Regions from separate parts of the Homo sapiens genome. Here region 2 is linked to region 1. A link is an interaction called in ENCODE POLR2A ChIA-PET data of the cell type or tissue named here. Cell type or tissue: OCI-LY7. All regions are shown on one strand. Links, peaks and the distances in the headings refer to the core of each region. The heading gives the core; the rest is flanking DNA.

Region 1 (15,066 bases), core at 3,277-8,276:
AAAGTCTTGTAATCGTGCCCATGTTTGCAATGAGGACATTGAAACCTCAGAGGTTAAGAGTCCTGCAGTCCATGCTGCAGGTAATGAGGAGCGGAGTGGGCTGTGACTCAGGTGGCTTGGTTGCATGGCTGCAGGTGGTGAGTCTTTACAGCCTCCTCCAGGTAGTCATTAAGAATGTTCTGGCCCTGGCCATCTCTCTCAGCCCTGCTGGGAGGTAGTGAAGAGGAGGTAACATTTTACCTCTCCACTCTTAGGGCTTTTCAGCTGGGCCTGAGAATTAAACTCACATAAGACAGATTAACAGGAGAAAAGCACACTAATTTAGTGCAAGTTTTACATGACACAAGAGCCTTCATAAGAAGTGGAAACCCAAAGAAATAGCAAAACCCAAATGCTTTTGTACGTGGCTGAACAAAGAGAGGTAATTGCAGAAAAGGAACCAAACTGTGTGGGGAGGCTAAGGGAAGATAAGAGTGATTTTGACAAGATCTGTTTGTACAGAATTCTCTTGGTCTCAATGTCCCATCCTTGATGATAAGAATGGTGCTTTCCTTTGGTATAGGGAGGACATCCTCTATGTGGGGCTTTTGTTTCCCACTTTTAAGAAGGAAAAGGGGAGGGTCAGAGTACCCTTCTTCCATCTGCTATTTTTTAAGTGCCTTTAGCTCCAAATAACCCTTATGCCACAGCTGCAGAGTTTGGGGTGGCATATTCTGCCACCCTTCAGTAGGAAGCTTGGGTGGCAGGTGCCTCCTTGGGGACTGCTCCATTTCTTTGTGTCACTCACTGCCTGGATTATATATGTGGCCAGGTGGCACCATCTGCCTCAAGCTTGCAGCACAGGGAAGGATTTTTCAGGATGCCGATCACTTTTTTTCATCCTTGTAACAAGCTCCAAGGTCAAAAATGCAGAATAGGATTCATCGACCCCTTGAATTTCTATCCTTTGCCAGCAAGAAATTTCTTCCTTGACCGCCACTCTAAGTTGAGAATTAAAACAAATGTGGCTAGATTAACTGAAATTCTCTCTAATTCACCACACCTGCCAGCAGCACTGTGTCACTCATGACCAGCAGGGCCCCGGAGCAAAACAAAAATGCAAAGCACCTTGTTCAAAAAGCAGGAAAGAAGCACTGTTCAAGGGACTAAAATATAAAAAGCTTTTTCCTTTCTTCTGCAGTCTCTCTTTTGGCCTTTTTATTTGCTGTTTAATATCATTTTTAAGTAGGGGAAATCAAAATGTGTAATTATTAGTATATATTTTACCGTTCATCTTAATATTGCATAATGTCAGTTTTAAATGCAACTCTAAGAGCATTTAACTCATATGTTGAGTCACTGAAATGACACAACTTGTGTTTAATAGCTCTCATACACATTTTGTTTTTATCGGAACATTGGAAACATTGTACAAAACTAACAAGTCTTCATTTTGCTTCTTGATATGGGTGTATTCTACCCACATTCTCCACCTTCTGCTCACAGATAGGTGAGGAAGTTGTGAGAGGACAAGGTATACTAATTTAGGGGTCAGAAAGGGGTTGGTGGAGTTCCTTCGTTGTTCCTGTTTCTTAGAACATCATTGCCTTCTGTCTGCATCTGAAGCAAGTTCTGGTTCAAATGGAAGTAAATCTTTTCAGGACTGTCAGCCCCCTGCTTACTCAGTTGAAGACACAACACGCTTTCCTCATATTGGCCCTGAGTCTTGCGGAGTAAATGTGAATATTGGCGGTAAAGGGCAGCAGACATGAGCATTTCACAGGCTCCCTCTGCTCACACATATTCCTCACTGTCCTGTCCAACTTCACTTACAATACACGATTTCGAGAGAAATTTATTTAGAATTTCAAGATGGCAACAGAAGAGCGTCAAACCAGATGCTTGGGGCCGTTAAGTTGCACGCCTTTGAAGCTGGCTCTGGTGATAGCATTATATACAACTCAGGGGTGGTCTGAGGGGAGGAGTGGAAATTGGGGCAAATCACTCTGCATGCCTGCCCCCATCAACATTTCCTGGAGGTGAAGGTCAAGGTGGGCATGGAGGGCAACTTCTCGGGTCTCTTTGAGAGAGGGGCAGCACCCTGCCCTGTGCACCCTACCCGCTGTGGGTAGCAAGATCAGAGCTGGCGTTTGGTGGTGTGCACGTGAGGCTCCCAGCCAGAGGCACTTGCAGCCTTAGAGCTCTTCTCTAGAGAAGACAGATTCCCAGATAAATCCTAGATCTTTGACAATTCAAAACCACAAAGGACCTTGCAGATTAAGCCAGGTACAGTGGGCTCTGTATAAATACAGAAAGCCCAACTCAAGCTGGCTAAAGTAATAAAGGGGATTTATTGGCTCCTATAAATGGCAAGTCCAGAAGTAGTTTAGCATCAAGGGTGGTGTGATTCCATGGGTGATGAATGTCTCTGAGGACCCAGTTTCTTTTTACCTCTTCTCTTGCCTCTCAGGGCGTTGTTCTCATTCGCAGGCTGGCTTCCCCTCATGATGGCAAGAAGGCTGCCAGCCACCCCCAGAGTAATTCAATTCCTCACCAGTGGCCAGGGAGGGAGAAACCTTGTTTCTGGAAGTTCTGTCAGCAGAGCGAGAAAGCTTTTTCCTGACTCTCAGTAAATCTCCCAATATAAGTCATGAGCCCATCCACTAATAACGTATCTGGTAAGTGGGGCTCTGCTGGTTAATTGAGGGTGAAACTTCATGCCCTTTTCTATGGCCAGGGTGGGATCAGCTTCTGCCAGAGCACATAAACGGCACAGCAGAATGGGGAGGTAGGGAGGTGGGGGTACCCGAAAATAATTAAGGTGATGACCTAGAGAGGAAGGAGTAGATGCTACAGAAGCTACCATGAGGTTCACTCAGAGATCCTCTGCTCTCAGCATGACAACAGGACTCAGCAGAAAGCACAGATGTGTGATGCTGTCAAGACTCTGACAGTGGGAACTGGGGGGCAGGCCTACCCAAGAGGCATTCAAATTCACACTTTCAAAAAAAAATGCTGGCCAAGCAAAACCTATATCTGCAGATATATCTGCCGATCTGGAGAACAGATGAGGAAACCAAGAAGCAAAGCAGGGAAGTAATTGCCTAATCACAAAAGTTGCCATACCCTGAGGTCCTTGTGCATACATCTGTCACCACCTTTTACAGAAGAGGAAAACGGCTTCCGGATGTCAACGAATTTGCCCAAAGCCACATGGCCAGTGAGTGACAGGGCCAGGATTTGGACCCAAGCCTGTGTAGCCCCCATTCCTCTGTTCTTTCCCAATGTCTAAAAGTTGGATTGGTGGCATTAACAGAAAGAAAAACCCCAAGCCAGTTCAAAGCTCTATTATACTGTGTGTCAGCAAGAAGTTTTAGGAGCCCATCTAATGTCATGGGCTGTGGAATATATAACCAAGTGAATGGAAAGGGAAGAAGATTTTGTGAAGCAAATACTTTCAGTGATAAAGTGAGTTGTCAGTGAATTTTATCCAGGGAAGAGAAGAACCATCTGCCCTGAGTACAGGCACCCAGGAAGCACAGGGTGAATCCTGCCTGGCTCAGTGGATGCCGGCAGCTTCTGGCATCCTGGCACGGGCACAGTGGCAGTTTATAAACTCCTTTTCCATAAGCTGTCAGACTTGGAGAGGTCCTGCAGGATATCTGGGCCTTGGCATCGGCAAAGTGATCACGAGAGATGTTCAGCTCTCTGAGAAGTGCAAGTCTTGGCTTGCATCCACTGTGTGGGAGCCCCAGGCGAGCTGCGACCTTCTCCTCCTGTCTGCTGACTTGCCACTGGAGAGAAAGTCAGGTTTCACAGGATGCTTAAGAAACTGCAGTGAAGAGGAAATGCAGGGGTCTGTGTGTTTCTAACCCAGTGCCTGCCCCTTCTTCTCCTTGCAGCCTGCTTCGTTGTTGTGCTCTGTGCTTTCCTGGCTCTGCCGCTGTCCATGACCTTCATAGGTAAGCTGCCTTCCGAGCTGCTGGACGCCACAGGTCAGCCAGGTTGGGGCATGGACCCAAGGCATGTAATCTTTAAACATTAAATATGTGTTTAAGAAGAACTGGCCAGCCCGATGATTCCCAGACACCTATGTGCCATCTCAGAATGACTTGGTGAAGATTTAAAAAATACACATTCCTGGGCCCCGCCCTGGGAGATATCAGTGCAGTATATCTGGGTGGGGACAGACACTCTCTTTTAGAAATCTGTCCCCAGATGATTCTGATCCCTCCAGCCCAAGTTTGGAAGTGACTGGGCTAGAGGTTTCCCAAAGTCCCTTCCCAGTTCCTATGTTCCCTTGTGGAAGCAGGTTGCAAGCAATACAAAAAATGCACCTGGCGTTAGGTGATGTATGGGCACTCTATACATTTTTTTTTTTTTTTTTTTGCTGAATGAATGAGTAAATATTTCCATAAATCACGTATATTAAACAACCTCATAATCCAGAAGTGTGAGGTCTAGCGAAGGTCAGGGGAGGGGCAGGATGGGGGAAGCTCCTTAAGTAGCTAAAAATTGTTATCACGTGTCAGTGAAATTAATCTCATGCTCCTGAACATTGCTAATGGGAGCCCTGTGTACAGGACCTAGCTACCCCTATTTACCTAGAAGCCCAGCATGGCTGGGCATGGTGGCTCACGCCTGTAATCCCAGCAGTTAGTGGGGCTGAGGCGGGCCGATTGCTTGAGCCCAGGAGTTTGAGACTAGCCTGGGCAACATAGTGAGACCTTGTCTCTACCAAAAAATGCAAGTCTTGACTTAAAAATTAGCTGGGTGTGGTTGCGTGTGCCTGTAGTCCCAGCTACTCGGGGGACTGAGGTGGGATGATCGTGCCACTATACCTCCAGCCTGGGCAACAGGACTGAGACCCTGTCTCCAAAAAAAAAAAAAAACACAAAAACAAAAAAGAAGCAGCTCAGCAGGCCCAGTGTTCTAGGTCCAAGCTCACAGCATATTGGAGCAGAAAGTAAAAGAGCATAGGAGTTGTTGCAAAACAGCAACAACGAAACACCCAGTACCCTAATTGCTTAATGGGTAGGAGCCTTCCTTTTGAGGTGATGAAAATGTTTTCGAACTAGATGGAGGTGGTAGTTGCACAACACTGTGAATCCACTAAATGCCACTGAATTATTCACTTTAGAATGGTTTCTTTTGTTATGTAAGTTTCACCCTGCCACCCCTGCTAAAGCCACAATACTAAAAATGGAAACAAAAACAGTATCCTTAGATCTGTAAGACATGAAAGCTAACAGCCTGACAGGAAATAAAAAAGAAGATAAGATTTTAAGGTTTGCAGAGAACTGAAACAGCCAAGTAGTCTGGGGCCATTTAGTGTAAGAGTGAACAATTCAATCACTTCAGCAGGCCCTGGTGCTGTGATTATTACAGTGCAATTCAAAAATTAACACTTATTATATGGCTCTGTTCTTCCAAGAAGAGTTCACAAGATGTTAGGCATGCCCTGCTTATGAAGTCGGGGGTACTCTCCAGAGGGCATTCTATGCAAAATCTGTAAGGTAAGAGAACCCTAGCCTTTGGACCCTGTGGTTAGTTACCTTTCTTTTTGCTTTCTTTTGAGACAGGGTCTCACTCTGTCGCCCAGGCCGGAGTGCAGTGGAGCGATCTCGGCTCACCGCACCCTCTGCCTACCCGGCTCAAGTGATTCTTGTGCCTCAGCCTCCTTAGTAGCTGGGATTACAGGCGCCCACCACCATGCCTGGCTAATTTATATATTTTTAGTAGAGACAGGGTTTCACCACGTTGGCCAGGCTGGTCTTGAACTCCTGACCTCAAGTGATCTGCCCGCCTCGGCCTCCCAAAGCGCTGGGATGACAGGCATGAGCCACCGCGCCCAGCCAGTTATCTTTCAAATGAACTTAACTGCAACAATTCATCCACCAATAAGGCTGCATAAAAGAGACAAGACCCCACAAGCCAATTCCCATGGATATTATATTAAAATCACCACATCCACTGCGGAAAGAGGGTTTTGGAGGTGTTATTGCTTCTAGAGCAATATTGGTTATAGAGTTTGTGTTTGGGGTGATGAAAACATTTTGGAAATAGATAGTGGTGATGGTTGCACAAGATGATGCATGTAATTATGCCGATGAATTGTACACTTAAATATGGTTAAAATGGCAATTTTTGTTGAGATATTTTATCACAATAACAAATATTTTAAAAATCACTACATTTGGTAGTTGTTATCAACTGAACTAGGGAGAGATCTAAAACCAAAAAGAATAATCGTGATACTGCAGATCAGACAAGAAAGAAAATCTAGAGTTAAGGTAGGTCCTAAGAAGTACATGAGAACACAGGGGGAAAGATGGCTTTTATTAAATTTATTAGGATCGTTTTAAGCCATCTGTGCACTGATTGACTCTCCTGTGAACAGCAGCTGTTTTTATTCATTGGGAATGAGCAGATATCTAAGCCATTACTCAATGTTCATTTCACAGCTGGCTTTTGAATTGAAAGGCAGTCCATGTCCAACAAATTTGGCACCAAGTACTTAAAGGTCTTTGTGTGAAAAGGCTGTGTTGAGACTTGGAAAGTATTTCCATTTAATAACAAATTCACCTAAACATCAGAGATAACTAAAAGACAAGCCTCCATAGGTTGATGATTGGATCAACGTGTATATTTGACTAAACTCTGTTTTGGGCCCTGAATTTATGGCTCTCTGTATACCTAGAAAATTTTGTTCATTTCAATGGAATATGGTGTAGTCATAGAAAAACAGTTTACTCCCTCTGCTTAAGTATCAAGGCATTTATAGGGAATAAAATTCCAAATCAAAGCTAAAAGTCTAAATGTCATTTAAACAGGAGGCTTTGGTTCTACAGTAAGAATTCCCTTTCTTGGACTCTGTTGACAGATGTGTTAGTCAGGGTAACTTAACTGTGCTACAGCCACAAATTAACCCTGGAATCCCAGTGGCTTAACACTGTAAGAGTTTATTTCTTGCTTACGCAAATTCCATCATGGCTCAGGGGGCATGGGGACTTCTCAGGCAATGTGATGACATAATAGTCCAGTCTGCTTCAATCTTGAGAACAATCCATCTCCACCCATGGTTTCCAGGTGGTCAAAGCAGAGGAAGCAAACAACGAATCATGTATCAGTTTTTAAATGCTTTGGCCTGGGCTGGGCACAGTGGCTCAGGCCTGTAATCCCACGCTTTGGGAGGCCCAGGCAGGAGGATCACTTGAGCCCAGGAGTTTGAGAACAAGCTGGGCAACATAGTGAGTCCTTCTTCTCTACAAGAAAAAAAGAATTAGCTGTGCATAGTGGCACATCCCTGTGATCCCAGATACTCAGGAGGCTGAGGTGGGAGAATCGCTTGAGCCTGGGAGGTTGAGGCTGCAGTGAGTTGTGACTGAATCATGCTACTGCACTCCAGCCTGGGCAACAGAGCAAGACTCTGTCTCAAAAAAAATAAATGCTTTGGCCCCAAGGTGTCCCACAGCCCACTGGTCAGAACTGGTCACACTGCCTTGCTACCCAACAAGGGCACATGCTGGGCAGTCAGTGTCTCCCATAGCAAAGGTGTGTGTTAGAATTCATCTGGAGCTTGGTTGTTTGAGCCAGACTGGTCCCTGAGGGAAATGGGCATTTCTTCTTTATATGTTAAATAGACACATCATATCATTGGTTAATAGGTCTAGGGAACAAAGACCTGAGAAAAGTAGACAGAGCATTGCTTTGGGGAGAAAAACTACCATTAAGAAAGGGTAGACTGGGTAGGCTGGCTTGGTAGTACTCTGTATCTGGTAGCTAAGGATATGTGAGTACACGCGTGTTTCCCAGCATGGGGTCCAGCGAGTGGCATGGTCAATGGTTATCATATGGTGACTGTGACTAACACGGCAGAGGGCTTGCTGCACAGGGAGGAAGAGCGGCTCCTCCCTGCCACCTGGCCCCTGGAAGCAGAGTAGATGAGAACCTCATTCACGCAGAGTCACATTTTGGAAATGTGACTCATAAATTGAACCTTATTTTAAGCATATCAAGAAAACCGTATATTTAAAGGGATCCTTTGAATCCTGAATCCTTGAAAACTTGAGTTCTCATACACTGGCTATTCAGAAAGGCAGAGTGCAACCCATAGCCAGTTAATACCCAGAAAAAAGGTGCAGCGACACCTGGTCCCTGCCCTGTCTGCGGGAGTATTTATCGCCACTCCGCTGTGAGAGCCATTTCTGCGGTGTCAATCCACTGAGCTTCCTGAGGATCAGGTGACTGGTGAGGCTGAGCAGATCCCACAAGCATATGGTTTGCATGATTAACATTTTGGCTTTTGAAGGTGTTCCACTCATTTTCAAAACTGGGCTTTGTGCTCTCGAATGTATTTCTCTCAATCCTCTTCTGTTTGCCCTATGTAGGAATGAAATTTTTGGAGGACTGCCCTATACAGCCCCTCATTCCTTTATATTTGCTAGTGGGTGGCATCGTCGGTACCTTAAAGGTAAAGTATCTTTATCTGCTGTTTGTAGTCCTTGTAGAAATTAACTCACAGGCATCCTGTAATGCACCTGTTATTTGCCTGCTATTCACAGGGGAGACAAAACAACTTCCCCCTAAGCGTGGTTGCTGAAGTGATGGGGCTAGCTCCAGAGACACAGATTTTTCCAGATGCAGGGCATTTACCCAGGGCTGTGCATATTTGCAAGAGCTTCCTTCCTGCTGTTGAGTTCAATGTGCTAAGCTGTGGCTTTGGTCTGACAAGAGTTGATGCAGAGGAGTCCCTGACTGCCAGTTATACCATTGAATTCAGCCAGTGAAATCATGGTCTTTCTCTGCGCTGCTGCTGCTGCTGCTTTTTTTTTTTTTGCTTTTTTTTTTTTTTTTTTTGAGGAAAAAAAAGCTTCCTGTTGAAGGCAGGGTTTGCATTTGGTTAAAATATGTTTGATTTAGCAGTTCCTATTTCTGCTTTTAACTATACTTCCTAGTTCTCAATTGACTAACATAGGATTAATTGGCTGCAGTTATCAATCAACTATTAAAGTATTCTTATGCCTGAGGTAGGAGTGCTTCTCTGTGACTCTCAAGGTTATGTAGTTAATCTGCTCCTGGGCTGTATTGACATTTGTTTAAACAGAAAAAGCAACTGAAGAAGAAATATCAGGGGCGTGCATAGCCTGCAATTGTTTTCAAGATCCCTGGCCCACAGAAATGTTACACCTACCAAGAGAAGCTTAGGTCAGCCTCTGTCTATCAACAACTCTTCCCAGTCTTCCAAGCCCACCTCACCACTTTCTATATCAAAGCCAGAAAACACAAGCATCCATTTTCCCAAGATGGTTTCATAAAAACAAAGCCGTAACACAAGAGAAAACTGAGTCAAGAGTGCCAAGTATGAACTCTCATTCGGACCCAGTGTTGGGTTTCTTTGCCAGCTGCCTTCTGGTGCGGGGATCCTTGGAGAGATCCTGGCCAGTGGCGCTGGTCATGCTGTTGATCTAAGACATCAAAGGAACGTCTTGAAAATTGCTGTTCTCATATGCAATTGGTAGCCACAAGCTCAACTCTGTCGTGGGAGACGTCTGATTTGGGGCAAACCTTAGGAGGCTTTTGTGTTTGAGGTAACCTCACTGTTAAATGTCCCCATCTCCTAACAGCAATCTGGTGGGCAGTGTCCTAAAATGTACAAGTACACACAATCATCCCCATCACAACATCCCCATGGGATCTACCTGGGACTCTGTTCAGCTCCAAGAAAACCCAAAGGCTCTTGGCTCAGCGGGGCCACATTTTCCCCATGGCCCCCACAGTGTTAAGGGAAGGCTCTAACGGTTTGAGTGCCATAGAGATGCTTAAAACAAGGGCAGCGTTTTCAGCAGTAATTACCTCTGCCTCTCCTGTTCTCACTCATCGTCAAGCTGCCCAGCAGAACTTTCCTTTAGAGATGCTACTGTCCGTGGGGTCTGTTCCTCTTAAAAACAGCAAACTTTTCCTTTCTGAAAGCCAGCCCAGGACCCAAAGGTAATTTATTTTAGTGAACAAACTAAGGCCCTAATAAGCAGCATTGATTTTTTGCCCTGGCAATCTAAAACCGTTTGAAGCCAAATTAAATTTTTGTGCTCATGATGGCAAGGTAATATACAGTGAGTCCATAACCATTAGAGCAGCGGCAAACAGGATTAGAGTCCCCAGAGGCAGAAGTTTGCCTGTGATAATGATGGTTTGTATTCAACCTCAGAACCTGCCTAGGGGGTCCCAACATCCTTCGTGAAATGCATCAGATAGCTTCACAGTATTGCATTCTATGAAGAGAAACTTGAAGAGATGTGAGCTGACATTTCATGGAGCTACCAGAAAGAACTGAGGGTCATGCCCCATTAAAAGATCAGGAAATGAATTAAGTAGGCTGTGTGTGACCTGCTTTTTAAAAAATAAAATAGAAAATTAGAGTGCCTAGTAAGTTAAGTATTGTGTGATACTTACATATGGACATGTGTGTGTTTGGGTGAGTTGACCGTGTAATTTATCATCCTAACTGGGACACTTTTGAGAGTACAAGGGGGCTCTAATAATCATCCTGCCAGAGCAACAGCATAAACCAGGACTTCTCTAAGCCAACAAGGACATGCAGTTACCCAGTGACTAGGACCTGGCATAAAATGTATTTGTTACTGAGGGTCATGTTAAAAGACAGTTTCCAAAAGACGGATTCAGTGACCATTGCCTACCCTGCACTCCCCCTCATCTTCCCACATCACCCTTCCTAGTGGCAATTGCTACCCCTAGTAAGCATGTGCTTTTTGCTGATGCCATGCTGACGGCTCTGCCCTCATTTGGAATTCATTCAGTCCTCACCGTGCCCCTTTGAGGCAGGTACTTGCTTCAGGAAGGATTCTTTGACTACAAGGAACAAAAAATCAACTCTGGCTAACTTAAGAGGTCATTGATTGGAAGAGCTCACAACCTCAAAGGTTAGTGGGAGAGAAGGGGGCCAGGTGGCTCCAGGAAGCCTGGGCAGTGGGACCCACTTGCCACGGCTCTTTCCTTGGGCTGGTTCCTTTCTCCTGGCATCATTGTAGCCAAGAACCAGTCCTGGGAGGGCAGCCAGATCTGGGGACACGTGGTGGGTGGGGGAATTCCTCCAAGGAATGGGGCCCTGCAAGGAAGGGAAATGCATCTGAGTGATGGAAACTTGAGCTGGACTCTCAGTTCCAGCTTACAGTGAGGAAACAGCGAGCTGGTGTTCAGCCTGGGCTTTCCCAACCACACAGCCACCGTCAGCCAACCTACTACAGGCAATTGGTTTTTCCCCTACCCTAAACCCACCACCCTTCACCTTTGCCACACCACTCCCCCTCAGAGGAGGACCCTCGCACCTCTCCTTGTGCATAGGGGTCCCAAGTATGCCCCTTCTTCCAGGCAGCCCTCCCTGGATGAGTCAGCTCTACTGTGGGTGGCTCTCTGAACTCCCCCAAGGCCTCACTTTCCTTTTCTTATGGAGATGTTCTGCCTCCCAGCCGGGCTGCAAGTCTTAGGCGAGAACCCTCCAATTTAATTTCCTCCGATTTAATCATCAGTGTACTGTGGTGTAGACAGTGGTCAAAGAGGTGTGGACCACTGCCCTTCTCATTCTCTTACTCACTGTGGATCTCAGTGAAGTGACTTAACTTCTCTGAGCCTTAGTTTCCTCATTTGGGCAACAGAGATAATACGCGGCCCCAGGCTAGGATGGACATTAAAGATCACACATACCAAGCATTAAACTAACCACTCTCCTTAGGTTTTGTATCTTTACATAAGTAATAACTCTCCATTTTGGAAAATCAGAGAATGCAGATAAGCACAAAGAAGAAAATCAAAATCATCTGTAAATTTCACCACCCAGAGAAAATTGCTGTTGACATTTTGGCCCAATGGCTCCAGTTTTGGTCCTGCGCCCATGTTTATTTAGTACCTCTAGCCTCAGGCTGGGAGAATTCATTGAGATAATGTATGTCAAGCGCTTTGCCCAGCACCAGGGTCTATTTTTGTACAACATCCATTCCCAGAGTCACTATCACCTCCTCACGGGTAACCCCCAGATCTCTGCCAGGAGTCCTCACCTCTCTCTGTTCACCTCCAGGCTCTGACTCTGCCCCCTGTGGGCCACTAGACCCTGCATTTCCATCCAAAATTTTAAATGGAACAAGTCCAAATCTGGAGTTATCACCTACCCAAGGCACAGCTTGGGGTTCGCTGTTCCCATCTCTCTGTCTCTCTTTATTTTATCCTTGCTTCTCTTTACAGTTTGGAGCCCAGTTAGCTGCATCTCTTGGCTCCTGCTTGCCCTTCCATTTCACTCAAGCTCAGCATCTCTCCCCGCCTCTGCCAGTCGGCCACATCCTCCGTCATCCAAGGATTCTTTCTAATGCCCTGCTCTCCAGGGTTAGGGGTGCCATGAGTGTGGCCTCGGGAGAGATGGGTAGCCTAGGAAGCCAGAGAGAGCAGATACACAGGTCAGGCTTTCAAAAACATCACAGATCAAGTTGCTAGGTAGAGAAGACGGGGAGCTGTTAAGGCATTCCTTAGCAAAGACCACCTGTGTCCTTCCACCGCTGCATTTCCAGGGGGAAAGTGTGCTCCCCTGTGACAAAGGCATTTGTGGCCAGTTAGAGTCGGGTGGGTCGTGGTGCTTTGTGTAACCAAGTGGCAGCAGAATTTCGAAGGCGTGTCAGGCTGGAGTCAGGGACCATCTACCAGGGGCCCAGATGGTCTGTCCCCCAAGAGTATCACTCCCAGGACAAGGGTCTGTGCTCTTGACTTGAAAGATGTACGAGGACTGAGAGGGACTCTCAGTCCACAGCCCCACTTGGGAATTCCAGATGCCTGAGATGGGCAGTGGTACAAACTTCCAAGAAGAGAGAAAGCAGGCTGGGCGGGGCTGGGGTGGGGAGGAAACGGCTCACGGTACCTGGATTCGGCCAAGCCTGTTACATGGCCTGGAAGTACCAGGGAAAAGTCTGCTAGGGGTTCCTCCCAAGACAGAGGGATATATTTCAAGGTCCTCTAGCATGCGGACCAGGTGTCATTTTTACATTATGTGTGGGTGCAAATGTGCTAGCACAATACAGGAGAGAGTCAGTCTGAACCTTGATGCAGAGATGGGTTACCCCAGCCAATCCCTTGTCCAAACCAACTCACACATCTAAAAGGAAAACACCACTGAGGATGCTGGCGATGAATTTATGCCTTCATTCTTGCCAGTTTTAATTCTTATTCTTCAAATTAAATTTCGTTGCTTGATGGCATTTGTAACTCCAGTGTGTTGTTCACTTTTCATAACACCTTCCTCTCTCTCCTCTTTCTCTCTCCCTGCCAACACCCCACCACCGCTACCTTCTATCCCCTCTCTTCCCGTCTATTTTGCTGCTCTGCCTTGCCACCCTGGCTCCCCACCACGCCCCAGGTGTCTCTCCTGTTGTACGACTCCACCAGGATGAGGCGGCTGCTGTCCAAGGCCGTGGTGATTGATGACGATGACGATGACGAATACCCCTGGAGGCAGAATGCGCACAGATACTACATCCACCTCCTGCTGAGCCTCTTCCTCTTCCTCTGGTTCATCCTGGGAAACTACTGGGTCTTTTCTGTGTACCTGCCTGATTTTCTTCCCCCTTTCCAGCAGCCTCAGGACTACTGTGACAAAACCCTGTACCTCTTTGCAGTCGGAGTCCTGGCGCTCAGTCACACTGTGCTGGTCTTGCTCCTGCTGTGCAGCGGCTGTGTCTACCTGTGCTCCAGGTGGAGACTTGCTGCCGATGAAGACTGACAGCTGCCTTGTCCAGCATACCATGTATGCATATGCGTGTGCATGCACGCGCGTGCACACAGACACACAGACGCACACACACACACACACACACACAGGTTCAGAGAAGGGCATAAAGGTAATAAAACCTTCCCTGAAGGCATTTAAAAAGCCACCCAAAGGCACTGAATATAATAGCAGACTAAAGAAACTCTTGCCTTCCTAGACATGGGGAAATCACTTCTGCTCTTTTCAGAGTGGGAATTTTGTTCTCACAAGAGTTTTCAAAGGGATAATTGTTTTTGAGGGTATGAAGTGTGGGAGGCAAAGAATGGGAGACCTTTTCAAATCATAGTGCAATTTCAATGACTGGTGCAAGAGCAAGGTTGGTTGTTGCTACTGCTGCTGTCATTCAGCCATGGTCACCTTGAAGTTATAGAAAGTGCACAGACTTTCACACAAGATATATCTTAACTTCACTCGCTATGATGGCTTTTGTTATTAAAAGGAAAAAGATATTCTTTTAGTGACTCTAGCTGCCTTTTGGGAAAGTGAAGGAGCAGTCTCTTCCAGCCCTATATCAGATAGGTTTGACGTGATGGGTGGAACATCCCAAGGTCAGCTATAAAATCTAACAACGTCAAAGCAGTAGCTTCCACATAGGGGGCGGGCTGGCCTGCTACAGGCATTGCGGAGTGCAGCGCCGTGTGCACCGTGTGCCGCTGCTGCAGGTTCTTTGCTTGGCCTTGAGTCTGTCTCTGCCTCTGGCTATTCAAGTACCTCTCTATGATCTGCGGCTGGCTGGGTGGCATAAACCAGTTTTGTATGTTTCTGGACAGGTTGCATGAGTTGGGGTGCCGTCAGTGTAGCTGTTTTTGGTTTCTGAGCTTAAATATCGAATAATAGCTCCTCAACCTAATGACCAGTTAGGCTTTGGAAGCCTTTTGTAAATTGAGATGTCTGGAAGTCCAGGATGACACCGAACAGTGACCACTAACCTTCCCTCTGGCTGCCGCTGTTGAGAGATGAAGTCCAGGTCTGTTGTCAGTGCTCGCTGGGGAGCCTCTTTATGAGCAAAAAGTCCCATGTTTTAGAATTTTGTATGAAGATACTGTCATGAGTGTTTCTAGGGCAGTGCCCAGGGGTGCGTGGCACCTGCTTAACCGTGCTTCTCTCAGCCACGTGCATAGCATTTCTGTATATTTACACACTGCTGAGCTGTGTTTATTTTTTAACTTTGTTATGTTTTCGTGCTTTCTCATCAAACCAATCCCTGAGTGGCCATGAATGGAGGCACCTCCCTTCATCAGAAGTGTCAGCTCAAACCAAGA
Region 2 (15,066 bases), core at 4,446-9,445, 590 kb after region 1:
CTATGCCTCCCTGGAGAAACACAGACGACATGACTGTGGGATGTGCTCTGCCTTTATCATATCTATTACATGTCTTCTCAAAGGACCTAGCGAGCACCTGTTGAATTATGGTAAAACACAGACCAGAACCAAACAGAGCAGTGGCACAGACTGCCCCAAGGCTGGTGGGAGGATGGGAGCTGCTAGCACACCATTAACAAGGCTTTCAAATTAGTTTGTGTTTTCCTAAGGAGAAGGGAGATTCTTTTTCATTTGATTATAGACAATTAGGCTTTCCTTTGATAACACAAAATGAAAACAGTGTTAAAGAAAGCAGTGTACAAGCTCAGGCCTTCTATGATGCAGAAAGTGTACTATTAGCCTGGGCATTTGTTATATATATATTTTTTCCAACATTTTACCTCTCCTGTGTATCCTGTTTCTGGCCATTTAAATTTAACAGAAAATTAATTTAGACAATAGCAACCATTTATTATGCTCTTATTATTTGCCAGACATTGTCCTACAAGCTTTATGTATACTATCTCATTTAATCTTTCATTTAAAGCAACACTATGATAGATGAACTACTAACTGACCTGCTCAAGACCATTTGCCTGGAGAACAGCAAGGGCTGTCTGAACCCCGGATCTGTGCTCCTCACCACTATGTCCTCTCACTACTCAAGGGCACAATCCTCGTGATACAGGAGATGGAAAGAAATTATTTAGGCACATAGTGAGTATAAAAGAGCCCTTAGCAGAATTTTGCTTTTAACAAAAAAGCAGCCCCCAAATCATTTCTTTTCTAACAAAGAGCAGTCTGAAAATTCGAGCTGTAGATGTAGATAAGCAAGCTGGAAGCTTGCACAGATGAATGCCGGAAGCTGCGCCAATAGAAAAGGGCTACCTGAGGGCCAGGTATGTTCAACCTGGAGGCTCCATCTTCCCTTTTCTTTGTCACCGTGTGTACAGTAAAGGAACAGGCAACATGGCATCCGCCAGGTGGAGAATCCATCTGCATAATAAAAGATTAAAGTGGGGGGCGGCCAGATTTTCACATGCTGTGCAAATGGCACACCTAGTCCTAACCAGTTTTTTGCATCTTATGCAAATGGCACACCTGGTCCGACCAATCTTTTGTGCCCTATGTAAATCAGACACCACCTCCTCAAGCTCATCTACACAACCCTAAGTATTTTGTGGCAGACCAGACACCTGCTTGGGAGCCCTCTCTCTGCAGGAGATAGCCTTTCTCTTTCTTTCGCTTATTAAAGCTCTGCTCTTAATCTCACTCCTTGTGTGTCCACATCCTTGATTTCCTTGGCAGAAGACAACAAACCTCGGGTATTATCCCAGATGAACGATGCCACTTCACTTGGAATCATCGCGTTGGTTTTTCTGCCCCAAATTGGCTGGGGCTCTGAAATCATGGCTTAGCTCCTTCACCCACCTTAGGTGGGAGAGCCTGCTGTGAATGGGCTGGCTGTTTCGCCTGGGTGGGCATCCTCAGCTGGAGTCTTCGGAAGAAGAGGGCAGTCTGCCTGTTGACAGACTTCCGGGTGCTGGACCTACCTCAATGCTGCTTGCGCCAGGGCCCCTCACAACCACTCTCTGCAGTCTTGGGCTTTAGATCAGCCATGCCTGCACTGCTTGCCCGGTGCCTGCCAGACTAGCCCTCCTCCCAGAACTGGCCAACTGGTGTGTCCCCAGAGCACCCCCTCCCCAGCAGTGGGCATGTCTAGTTGAAGAGATCTCTCATTCCAAAAGAACTTCCTGGACAAGTCTCAGGATATGACAAGCTCAGGTACCCCTTTCTAGAATTTTTGGGCAACGATTAATATGATTGTCACTTTAGACACAATTTGTCACTGACAATTTGCAATTTAGTTTCATCATTTATTTAATCAAAGAATGTTTACTGAACACCCACCATGTGCCAGGCACTAGAGGATACAGTGGTGAATAAAACAGTCTCTGCCTTCAGAGAGCTTATAATCTAGTGAGGGAGACAGACAATAAACAAATATATAAGATGTAAGCCGGGTAGCTAAGTCCTACAGACAGACACTTCACTGAACACACACATGCTCAACGTGGTTTCCAAGGCAGTGGCTGTAACAATTTACCATTGACGGAATAAACTGCTGTGCGCCATTCCAGTGCCAAAATTACTGCCAACACTGCAGTGCCCAGTAATCCCCGACGAGGCCAACAGACTGTGAAGGAGGGCACCTCCAGCTGTTGCAGGTTGTTTGGTTTAGGAATCTGGCCCTGGAGCCTGGCTTGAGAGCTGCATAAGGTTGAATAAACACTTATTTGCATTTCTAAAGCCCCCATCAACGGCACTGAGTGGCTTGGGGGCTGGGATACTGGTCTGCCAACCAGACCCACATGATCCAGTGGCAGAAAACTCAGGTGAGACGGTGCGTCACACACACAACAAAGACATGTCCAGGGCACCGGCTGACACTGTGAATAAAGACCAGATCTGGGCTGGGCGTGGTGGCTGAAGCCTGTAATCCCAGCATTTTCGGAGATCGAGGCAGGTGGATCACCTGAGGTTAGGAGTTCAAGACCAGCCTGGGCAACATGGTGAAACCCCGTCTCTACTAAAAATACAAAAAAATTAGCCGGGTGTGGTGGCGGGCGCCTGTAGTCCCAGATACTTGGGAGGCTGAGTCAGGAGAATCACTTGAACCCTGGAGGTAGTGGTTGCAGTAAGCTGAGATCACACCATTGCACCCCAGCCTGGGCAATAAGGGCAAAACTCTGTCTCAAAACAAACAAACAAACAAAAAAAACCAACAACCAGGTCTGAAAGCAGGAGGGAAAAAGGCTCTGGGTGACGCTGAACACAAAACTTGCAGAGGGCTAGCCTCCCCACATTGAGGCATTCCCCAGAACGCCAGAAACAAATGCCTTCAGAAAGGGGCCTCCAAATTCCTTCCTGGGAGACGCTATTCATCCGGAATGTAATGAATAACCTGCCTTCATCTCTTTTTTTCATAGTTTTAGAAGCCAGTTCTTTGAAACTTTGAACTAATGAAAAATGTGTAAGCAACTCCCTTACTCCACCAATATTTAAGACAAAATCTCAGACTTTGTTCTTGGTAATTTTGTAATTTTGACAAGGCCTGTTGGCCTGCAATTTTGGGCTGTGAAAGTGGCGAGACTGGTTGCAGTGCTGGAAATAATGACCTGTGGTGGCAGTGAAGTGACATATAGGATTTTTAACATGGAGATCCAAACTGCATTTATAATATAGATCATAAGGTTCTTCCTCAGCCTGATTTCACAGAAGTGTCCTGTAATTGAAGAACTGAACCTAGGCTGAAATGATTAAGCTAAAACTTATATTTTCATTTGGCAGAGGAGTACAATAAAGGATCTTTCTGGTCTATAGGCCCTCTCACGCTTTTATAAGAAGGGTGGCTTTGCTATAACAGTTATTCGACCGCCCTCTCATTTTTTTTATGATTTGCTGGAGGAACAATGTCAGCGATGTGGATGTCTAATTCATATTCCTGAGCTCATTCTAAAACCAGGACACTATTAAGAAAAAAATATATAGAAAGTAAGGCAGATACTTTAGATACCCTGCCGGTTTTTTTTTCCACTTGGAAATGGGACATCCATCTTACTTTAAATGTATTTCTAAGCTTCATTCAGGTCCATCATTCTGAAACATACTCTCCTGATAGGAAAAGGAGGGGGAGCAAAAGCCGGACACCAACCAAAGGAATGACAGACACTTTAAATCCTGATACAGCTTGACAGAGATTCTGGGAGAAGACCAGAAGGTTGATATGTAATTAGTTTGAGGAGGTATAACTGCAGCTAGAAACACTTAAACATATCTAGCATACGTGTGTAAGTCCCTGGGACTGCAAGGACTTTGAAAGTTTATGAGAAGTAATGCAGGCCTGACACCCAGCAATGTACCATGCTTAATGATGTACTAAGACTCCTCTTGCATAAAAATTTGACGGTTCAAAATGCCTGAAGAGGCTATAGCATTCTACACAGAGTCCTTTCTTCTACTCAGTAATTTTAATTCTCTCTAAACCACATTATGTGCTTGTCATTTGCATTTGCAGCAAAGTCATCCTGAGAAAGTCAGGATCTCAACAAATACTGGAGATCCAGAGATGACAGAGCAGGGCTTGGAAACAAGAGGAACAGAATTAATATTAATCTTGTATTAGGAAATGAAAGAAATCTACCAAAAAGAACAAAACAAAAAAGACAAAAGAGGAAGATGTTAGCCTAAGCCTATCCCAAGGATTTGTTCATCAGGAAACTCCAGGCCTCTGTCTTACACTAGAGCTCGTGGGAGGAATCCTTACAATTATATTAGTCAAGATTTATCTTAAAAAGGGACTTATTCTGGCAGGATATTGAGAAATCAGATGAATAATGATTAGCCGTTGCAACTCTTCTAAGAAAAGCCACTGCATATGTGCTTATAAAACACGTCCTGAACGCAGTAGATGCAGCAGTGACGAAATCCAGCACTGGCTTTGCTCATGATCAAACGAGCAATGTAGGAAGTGGATGGAGCCTGGGGACTCATTTTTTTTTTTTTGGCCTAAAATTCAGTGGAATATTCAAATATTTTGAAAATTTTAATATAACACTGACAAGTCTCCGGTACTTGTTTCTAAGTCTCCTTAGAAAATGTGTACTTTGGGCCCATTTGGAGAACAAACTTACTGGACATGACTAGAAAATTAAGGATGGGTAAGACAGTCAGTCCAGCCCCCTCATTTTACAGTTGGGGTCAGGCCACTTGTCAATGGTGGGTCTAGAAAGAGAACAAACATCTCCCAACTCCCAGTTCAGGGCTTTCTCCTTTATACCTCAGTGGCACCTAGTCCTGAAGTGCCTGCCCCAAGGACTCCAAGTAAGAGGAGACATAGCTTGTCCTTGCCTTTGTGCAGCTTAAAATCTAACTGAGAAGCCAAGACCTTCACACGTGACAAATGTAACAAAAATACAAATGGGAGATGATACATTCTAAATGACGCAGAGAATGGGATGCAGAAATAATAACCAAGTTTCCCTTTCCCACAGTTTTCTTAATCGCCTTGGGGCCCTCCACCTACAGAGTCCTGGCTGTTCACTGCTTCAGGGAGGATGGCAGCAGATAAACTTAGTAATTGAATTTCTGAAAATTTTGTTTTAACTCATAACAGAGGAAATGGTCTTGAAGGGCAAGGCTCTCTGTTGCAAGAGCTGGGCTTTTGGAGACAGAAAAGGCTTTCTGAGCCAGGAAAGGCTAAAAACCTAGAGCAGAGGGTTCACACTGTGAACCAGAAGGCAGAAGAACATGTGGGGCTGCAAGGGCAGCTTTTCCAGCTCAGATGCCAAGTTTGGGCTTCTGGTGGGAGGAAGACGACTGGAAGGAACTTGATGAAAATCTGTGTGCCAGAAGCGTTCTGAGAAAGGATCATGGATTGAACCTCTCCTGGGCTGAGCCCTGCAGGCATTGGGATCCCTGAGAAGAGCAGGACTGTGTCTTCACTTGTTAGGGGGTGAGGGCGGCAGCTCAAGATGAAGTTCAGCTCAATTATAGAGAAATAAAGCAGTACTGCTTTTATGTCTGAGTTGGTGACTGAAAATTCATACTCTTTATAATAGGAGCTTCTTATAGGAGTTCTCAATGAAGAGCAGAACGTGTTATAATCTAACAGATGGCGAGCCCTTCATCACACTGTCTCATAGAGAGACCTCTAACTTCCCAGTTCAGTCTATCTGTGGCCCTACATGTTTGAGCCTCACTCTCCTCAAGCCTGGGGCAATGAAATATTAAATATGGACTTGTAGAGAAAGGCCCAATTATCTCCATAATTGACAAAGGAAAGACGTCTTGCAACTACTGTTGTTACGAAAAGGAAAATCATTCTTCTAAGCACAGGTTGAACTGCTCAGCTTCACTTCCTTTGTGTGCCAATAATAACGTCAGAAGATGTCAGAGTCAGGTCAAAATAAAAAGGGGAGTGAGAGCATGTGGAACATTCCTTCCCTTCCCGAATCAGGTGATGTGCAAAATAGAAGTTTCACAAATGTGGAAGAAGGAGAGAAGGTTTAGAAAGAAGGAAGAATGATGGGATCATCTTAGTTTTCTTCGACTCTGAATTTTGTAACCTTGAAAGGATATGACTTGGCTTTTTGTATCATATTTTTCAGCTACTTCTAACTTGTTATACCATCAGCAGTTAAAGACAGCAGTATGGATGTTGAACAAAGATAGAAACTGTACTGGAGTGGAAAATATTTTCCATAAAGGCTGGACGGAGCACCAATGGCTTTGCTGTGGCTGTTACTGTAGTCCGAGGCTGGAGCAGGATTGTCATCAATACCACACTTCCAGTGAGGGCAGCAGAAAAGATTTCCCTGTGGTTCTCCAAAACCTGAAAGTCTCCCCGTTTATAACCGACTCCATAGAGTAATTTTGCTCATTGTTATTGTTTAAAAAACCTACTATCTATCTACATATGTATCTATCCAGATAATCTTTTGTGTACATAAAATCACAATTTTTATGACACTCTCATCCATGTCTGTGGGAGAGTGAAATGGCACCTTTGGAGAATACCCTAGCAATAGGGATCAAAAGCTTTAAAGAGTACAGTTTTTACCCCAGCAATTCCAATTGTAGGAGTTTTTTCTAATAAGGAAGGATATGCACAAAGACCTATTAGAAAGATGTTTTTGGCAATGCTGTTTACAGTAGTAAAACAGTGAATACAACCTATAGGACCAACAATAGTGAACTGGTGAATAAAGTACAGTGCAAAAATATAAGGGAATACTGTATGAATAGTCAAACTATTATAGAGATGAGTTTCCTGGCATATAAAGATGTTTGTACTATAGTTAGAAAATTAGACTATAAAACAAAATATACAATGCCATTTTTTAGTAAATTATTACCCAAAATGTTATATATCTACATAAATATATAGATGCTCAGAAAAAAATCCTACAAAGGCAGACACCAAATTATGTATAATGGTTGCTTCTGGATAGTAGGATTCTGGGTTTGCTTCTCTTTGCTAATCTGTATTCTCTGATTTTTCTGCAATGACTATGTATTATTTGGGTAGCAAAAAATTATTTTGAAATTGAGAAAAGCACCAGGCACATCAAGGTAAGGAGTAGTGGCAGTTATTCACTTTCGTTTCCTGTCTTGGGGGAAATCCTGATGATTCTGGTAGACCAGATATCCCTGAAGTACCACTTCAGCTTTTCAAGGGGGGAGAAAGTAGTCACGAGAAGTCTGCCTCCATTTTTCTTTCATATCCCGGATGGAAATCAACACCCTCTGTCGAGTTGAAGTCACACAACTAAAACTGACCTTTGAAACCAGAAGGACTACACCATATTTTTTTTGGAAATGGATGCCAGCGTAGCAAAGCATCAAAGGAGTTGTCTGTGTCATATACTGTCCTTACCCTGTGATTTCCTGATGCATATCTTTGGTTATTGCTTTTTTCTTATCAACTGTCAGATAGTTAATACTGCCTAGCTTTTCAGGCCCCCATTCAGAGGACTCTGAATATACAGGCCCCACACCATGAAATAACAATCTAATGGACTCACACGTTCAGCTTCAGTAGATTCCTTCATCTCAGAGGTTTCATTTGCCACTTCCATGGTCCAACAGGTAAGGCTGCTACCTGCTTCTCAGACAAACCCCAAACACACACCTCTACCCTCTTCATAAGGGATATATCCCGTGTTTTAGAATAAACCACTCTCAATGGATAAACATATTTTCAATTATCAACTTAAAAATGCAAATATCAAGTGAAAAATGTTTTTCATCTAGATATTAGGTGGATCCTAGAGCCTATAGGTTTTAAAAATTAGAACCCAAAAGTAAGAGATTCAGATAAGCCACCTGTATCAGGGATGATTTAAGAGCGAGCTTGCATAACGAAGAGATGGGCTAGCTCGGTGCTCCTCAAACTTTCAGTACATACAACTTACTGGCCTCAGGAGGCCTGGGATTCTGCATTTCTAACAAGCTCCTGGTGATGCTGATGCAGTGGTCCCTGGACCACACTCTGAGCAGCAAATTTTCCAGTTTGGTGATTTTATACGCTCTACCAGGCCATTAACACCTTCCCTGGGCAGCTGACAAAATGTGAAGCAAGCAGGATGCCCTGACCCACAACAGCTGGCATTCTGTGGCTCTGAGGCTGTGGCTGAGCCAAAACCTAAGTGGCTGCAAAACCCAGACCTGCCATAAATGCCACACCCAGGCCTGTGGCCTATTAGTGTCACCTACCAGCTACATGCTAAATGGCCCCAGCCCTAAGAGGAGGCCTCGGAACCTGACAAGTATCCCAAAGCCCCTCCACAGAAAGCTTCAATGCCTGGGGTTGTGGGAAGAGCCACCAGCAGCAGGGCCCTCTCTCCACAGTTAGGGAAAGCTGGAGTGAGGCCCCTGGCTTCTGGGGTGGGGAAAAGAAACCTTAAGGGTGCTCTCTCATACCATACACCTACAGGGACAGTAGCTATAGGTATACAAGATGCCCCATGCCTGGAATACAATAGATACTACTGAGTAAAAGCTTGAATTCTTCAGTCACTTTGAAGGAAAAGCCACAGAAGAAGACAGACTGGATAAGGAAATCAGATTGATCTGTACAGATGTACAGCATTTCAGTGGTTTCTCACTGGTTTCTGCAGCCATGGCCACACACCAAGATGGAACATGTTATCACTGACACCATCGACCAACACTCAGCCCCTTATGGAGAACCCGATCCAGGGCTGCAGACTCATTCCAGCTGTGCCACAGCTCACCCTGAATCTCCTTTGAGAAGAGTTTTGCGAATAAACATGACTGTTGTGCCAGGACATGGTCTTAAATGTAATAAAAATGGAAATAGTTCTTATTTGGGGTTCGTTGGCTGGAAGTTGCATGCTCAAGTACTTCCAGCTCTGTGGATGGTAGAGTAGAAATTCAAAACCCTATGATATTCCTCCACTTGGAAATAAGTACATCATCTCCCCAGTGCTTTCATTTGTTTTATGTCAACTGCTGGGTTTACTACAGTATATCAAACAATCATTAGTATTACTAATAAGCCCTTTGGAAGCTAAGGAAGTAAAAAACTAATGAAAATAGGGGCAGACCTGAACTGAGACACTCAAGGTATACAACTAACTCTAAGAGACTACATTCTAATTTAGAGAATATTGGTGACTTTTCTTTATGACAATTTTACTGCAGTAGGGTGTGAAGCTGGGGATGGAAGAGGTGGATTTTTGAGTCTTTTCACAAACCTGTGAACACTGCCAACTCCATGCTAATCACAAAATTAAGCAAGTTCAATAGCTAAAATTGTTCTTTATGAGAATTAATAAACAGATTTGAGTTTTGCCTAGATCTTATGGAATAAGACTCTGGAAGAATATTTGTTTTGAGAATTACAGGGAAAGTATTTTACACAGAAGAAAAAATGAAGACTCTAACATTTACAAATGGATAAAAGTTGACTACTAGCATCTCTTCTGACACATTGATCTTCCTTTTTTGGAGATGTGATAAAAAACTGGCTCTAAAATGAGCAAAATCTGTCAATAAGTTATCATCTTCTCTAATGAAAACAGAAAGAAAATAATAAATACTTCATTATCCCAAGTCTGAATTTAGCTCTTGCATATGGAAACACAGATCATATGTATTCACATATTCCGCATTGGTGAGGAGTTCTACAGTATGCAATCATGTCTTTTCCATGTGTTGCTTTCAAAGCTCCTACATTGGCTTATCACAAATGTAATTGCTTAATTATATCACAATGAGCTCATCTTTCCCTCCAAAATGCTGAGGGGTTGCAAAAATGTGGCCAAGGCCAAAATCAAAACATTTATTGCATCAGTATCCTGAACTTGTAAGAAAATATTGAAATGACTGAGAAACTAAAGGGAGAAGGCAGCATTTATGTGGAAAGAGACAGCTGTGAGGAAAGACAGTCTCAGGAAGGGATGAGATGTCTTCCCAGACAGAGAAGCGAAGCAGAACTGACAAGCCCCAGTGGTGGCTCTAGACCAGCTATAACGGCTTGTAATTAACCAAGACACCTGGACTTCCCTATTTGAAAAACACCTGTGATCCACCTGACCCCTTTTCTCTCAATAAGAGTGATCCAGGGGCCCAGAGCAGCAGCTGTGCCTAGTTGGGGCTGCTTCGAGGGCAGTTCAGACACAGCAACCCCAGGAAAGCAGTAGGGAGGATGTCGACAGGAAGGGAGGCTATCTGAGTTACTGGAGGGACAGAGCAGGAAGCTGGAAAAAGAAGGTAGGGCCAAAATGGAAGAGGGCAGGAATCTGAGTCCCCAGGAGGTTGAAAAACAGTTTCAGTGACTCACAGCCACCCATCAGTTGTGCCTTTTTGCATGGCTCAGTACATGTTCCCAGGCTCAAATCAGCAGAGCACACTGTTGGTGGCCTTTTCTCCCTGACTTCCACAGCCACAGAGAATTCCTCAGGGAACTGTCAAGGGGCTAGGAGAAGCCCTCTATCACTTCACCCAATCTTTTAGCATTTGTGCTTTCTGCTGTCTACAAGGCATTCCTGCCATCGCTGGCAGTTCCTAAGGTGCCAGATAAAGAGCTCATGACTAACTGAGTTTTGAGGAGGAACAGTTTTAGAGGCAAAATTAGGAGACAAAATAGAGAAGGTTCCTTCAGAACAGCCTCAAATAGGACTAGTTAATTCTTTGACTACTTCCTATTGGCTTATTCTGGGGCTAGATATCTTCAAAAAATGTCATATTTTCCTAAAAATATAATTTTTAAGTTCCTAATACCTTCTAAGAGTAATTCTCTAAGTATGATTATAATCTTAATTTGAATGGAAATATTCAATCACACATGATGCAAATTTCGTTAGCATTACGTGGCAGAGTTGCTTTTTTTCCTGGCATAATTATTGTTTTTCTTTTCTCCTGTTTATAAATAATTTCCCTCCTTTTATTTAAACTGCATAAGAATGTAAATTGTACATAGTGGCTTGATGATCTCATTAGATTTCTGGAAAAACAGGATTCTGGAAGTAAAAATTAATCTTCCATAGCAAGTATTATGATTTATTGAGATCTCCTGAGTGCCAACAGTGTGTTTAGCCTTTCAGAAAACATTGAAAAAAATAAAAATAAAAATCCCGTCTTCCTTGTCGATCTGAAAAAGGCAAATGAACCCGTTGCAACTGGAAAAAATTCACCCAGACAAAACCAAACCATCCATTAAAGAAGCCCCCCGGTCACATCCCCCGGATCTGGACGGGGACAGAGGACAAGTCAGCGAAGTGCAGTTCCATGATCTGTGAGGTGGAGGAAAAGAGGACGATGCCCAGCAGTCCACATGCCTGCCCCTACCCTAGACCTGTGCAGTTCTGTGAGGGGAGGGGCACAAAAAGGAGCTGCTGCCTCTCACCACAGTCTCTCTACTGTGACCGACCTATAGGCAGCTCACGGTTCAGAGAAGCTCGGGTTGATTCTGGCCGGCCCTTGCTTCAGAATTTACATTACAGGCCACGAGAGAGGATGCCCAGGCTTCCAGATTTTTATGCTGGGTCAAAAAGAGAGCAAAGAGAAAACAGGTAAGTGCCTCAGTGCTTCCCTGCTTCTTTCCTTCCTCCTCCTTCCTTCCATCTCTTTGTAGAGGAGTTTCTTGGACATTCATATCTCAGCCTCCTAGAGCTTCTGGAAGGGCCCTTAAAGGCTTTCCAGCCCAATCCTCTTATTTACAGAGGAGGAAACAAAGGCCCAGAGAGGGTGAATGACCCAAGAGCATGTGGCTAATTCACGGTGGAACTGGGACTAGAACTCAGGACACCTCACCACGCCACCACTCTTATACCTTTCGCTTAGTGATAACTTTTCTTTTTCTCCCATGGGGCAGCTGGCATGAGGAAGCAGCCCCCTGCATTTTGAGGAAAAAGACAACTAAATAGAATGGTGCTCTCTGGAGGGAGGTCTCATTACAATCCCTAGTAATGGAAACTCAGCTGTGGACAAACAGGCAACAAGGTCGATGCTCTTGCTAGCTTACCCCAAGGAAGCATTTCTGCCCCTGTGAACTCAGGAACAAATGGGTAAAGGAGCATCACGTGAATGTTGAGTAAGAATCACTTGCACACGCAGAAAAATCCACTTTGTAATAGTGAATGATTAGAATTAACTCTCAATTCCCAACAGGAACCAGGAATCATTCAAAAGCCACTGAGTCGAGAGAGGCTGACAGCAGTGGCAGAATGACAATGAGATGCAGGAGCTGCTCCCAGGATGTCAAACTGGGACTGGGACAATGCAACTGTAGGGCAGGGGCAGCCCAGGACCCTGCTGGACACAGACGGTGCCACCCCAAGTCTCAACTGTGACTGGGAGAGGCCCTGTAACTAAATCATTCAGGATAAATAACAAAGTCACTACCCTTCTCTCCACTCAGACCCCTATGATTATATAGTTTGTAGGGAAACATTATTTTAAAAATCTACTTAGGAAATATTTTTTTTTCTTATTGTAGCATTGTCAAATTGATACTTTAAAGGATTTAAGACTTTAGGTTTTAAAATTGTTTCCAAATCTTTTCAGAAAGTCAACTATGTTACTCTTCACTGACTGCTCAAGGGGCCTTCTCCTGAAAGTAGGTGGCGCCAGGATTTATGCTCCTGGCTGGGAGGAGAGGCAGGCCAGGCACCGTGCTGGTGCTGACGCAGGGACAGTCAAGCCTCCCCGCTTCCCCCTACCCGCCCCACCCCGGTACCCACTCTCCCCTTCTTCCTTATTAATGGAACCATAGCATGTGACAATGTAACCAAAGAAAACATAACATTTTTCAGACTCCCTTGTAACTAGGGTTAAACATGTGACCAAGGTCTGGCCAATAGAGAGAAAAATTACTGGGTAGAGTCTCTGAGAAAATTCCTTAAAAAGTGGGGATGGCTCAGCTGGCAGGTACTTTCTGCCCTTCCCCTTTCTTTTTTCCTGCCTGGAACAAGGATGTGATGGCTGGGGTGGAGGCAGCCATGTTATAACTCTGAGACAAGCTTGAGGAAGGAAGCCAAAAGCTGAGAACGGTGTAGTCAGATGACAAAAGGAGCTTCTACACCAGACCTGCACTGCCTCCGTGGACTTTTTTTTTCTTCTTAAGGGTTAGAGGAAAACGAATCCCTACTTGTTTAGCCATCATTTTCCACCATTATTTGTAGTCAAATACATTTCCTAACTGAAACACATATACACACTCACTCACCAAGAGGCCCCAACACTGAAGAGTGAGGCAGGAACCACCAAACATTTAAAGTAGAAAGGAAGAGCAATAGCAGGGTATTGATCCCAGCTGCACTAATAGAAATTCCAACTCAGAGGCTGCAATTAAAATAATGGAGAGGAAAACATCCCAAACCAAATTACCAGTTTTGATAACTATAGAGGTGTTGTGTCGTGACCAGAGGACTGATTTGTGAGCTACAAATTGAACTAAGGCTTCACACAAGTATTTTAGAAAAATCATTCTGAAAAGAAATGTAGCCTCTGGGCAAAACTGAGTGGAATGGAAATGGTGGCACAGAGAGAGAGAGAGTTCAACTGAGCTTTCTCTGGTTTTAGGAATGCAGGAGCTTTGGGGAATGAGTGCAAATCTCTGAAGCATTATTCTCATTATTACTAAGGTTCTTAATAACTAAGGGGCAACATTTGGTCTCCAGTTGGCTGAACTGACCAGAAATTGCTCATTGCAGTTATACTAATAATGAAATATAATTTGACACTAAATTACAAATCCAGATATAAAACTATCTGCTCAGTCTGTTATTGCAAAGGAAAACTAAGCCAGAACATCAATAAATAGAATAATCCAATTAAGTGTCTCTCCATTTGGGAACTATTTAGAATTCAGAGTTTAACAGGCTAGTGAGATAGGGCAAAACAATTTAATATTTACTGATTTAAACAATCAGGGCCTTTATATTAAGACAATTACTTTTGTTAATTTAAAATAAGTATTCAATCAATCTGAATGGCTTTGGTCATTTATGTAGTAATCTTAATCACTCTCAATTCTTTCTAGTTATGAGGCATAATTTCTCATGAGTAAATTTACCTGTACTTTAATATTAAATATAAGCACCTTTTTAATAACCAGAGTGTCTTTGTAAACATATTCCTGATCATTTTCTGCTGCATATAATAACCACTTATAAGCCAGGAATTACAAATACAGGATGATGGATTGATAAAAATGTCTGTATTCTTTTAGCCACATTTAAGTGGAAAAGTAATAGCTAAATTCCCTAATTACAACCTACATCGGTTATACATACTGATATATATGTATATCAATGTGCATACGTATTGGTACATATGTATTGGCATGTATAACCAATGTAGGTTATAATTAGGGAATTTAGCTATCACTTTTCCACTTTAGCTATAACTGTTCCAACTGTTAACACACTTCGCAGGATTTTGCCAGAGATAGATGTTCCCTCCATTGGAGAGGGAAGGATATTTGCCTGCAGATGCAGACATGCAAGGGAAGAGATTTTGCAAGAGATGAGCTGGAGCAACTGCAGGGATCCAGGAATTGTGCTCTGAGCTTTCTGTTTGCCTGAGGGTAGCAGGTATCTGATAGATGTTTGTTCAATGAAAGCGCTACCTCAGATTCTTCAGAGATGATGCTCCTAGAAGCATCCACAAGCAGCTGATAAAGCCTGGGTTACATCCTTCAGGCTGAATTTCTGTATGATCAGATTCTCCAGGAAAAGCCTCCACTTCCAGAGTTACAGCATCCTGTACCACATTCTTTGGCAAAGATGCTTTGGTGATTCTTACCTACTATAAAACCATGTACACACATGGCCTCTAGGGTACTGACCTCTCCGGGGACCGTTAGACAATGCTGAAGGATGTTTAAAAGATACTTACTGCTCGTGGAGGACAGGTGGCTGTAGTCGGACCTGAAACACAAGACCTCAGCGTTAGTAGAATTCTTTATCCAAATGATTTATTCAAGCCAGAATTTTAAACAGTCAGTGGTAAGTAGCATTTAGCTGGTAAAGAAAT

The links. Peaks named below come from ENCODE experiments on the same cell type or tissue, not always from the same donor. Only the 100,000 strongest peaks of a DNase experiment are listed, where the experiment ranks them.
Region 2: POLR2A ChIA-PET joins it to region 1 with 5 read pairs; 1 of 35 experiments calls an interaction of 5 or more read pairs at or near these places.

The regions. Positions count from the first base shown.
Region 1 is chr13:51,815,441-51,830,506 of GRCh38, reverse strand. It overlaps TMEM272 (transmembrane protein 272), which reads left to right. Exons shown (of 5, transcript NM_001351003.2): 3 at 3,882-3,941; 4 at 8,370-8,452; 5 at 13,394-15,066. The coding sequence ends at 13,756. Among named protein-coding and RNA genes, the nearest start is that of DHRS12, 19 kb to the right of the region's middle. In OCI-LY7, for the core only: no CTCF peak of the experiment used is centred there; DNase peaks (open chromatin) are centred at 3,816, 5,186 and 8,258; H3K4me3 peaks cover 2,701 bases; H3K27ac peaks cover 5,000 bases.
Region 2 is chr13:51,231,242-51,246,307 of GRCh38, reverse strand. FAM124A (family with sequence similarity 124 member A) reads right to left here. Exons shown (of 4, transcript NM_001242312.2): 2 at 14,929-14,960. Among named protein-coding and RNA genes, the nearest start is that of FAM124A, 16 kb to the right of the region's middle. RefSeq lists enhancers at 1,978-2,566, 2,567-3,156. In OCI-LY7, for the core only: no CTCF peak of the experiment used is centred there; a DNase peak (open chromatin) is centred at 7,187; H3K4me3 peaks cover 381 bases.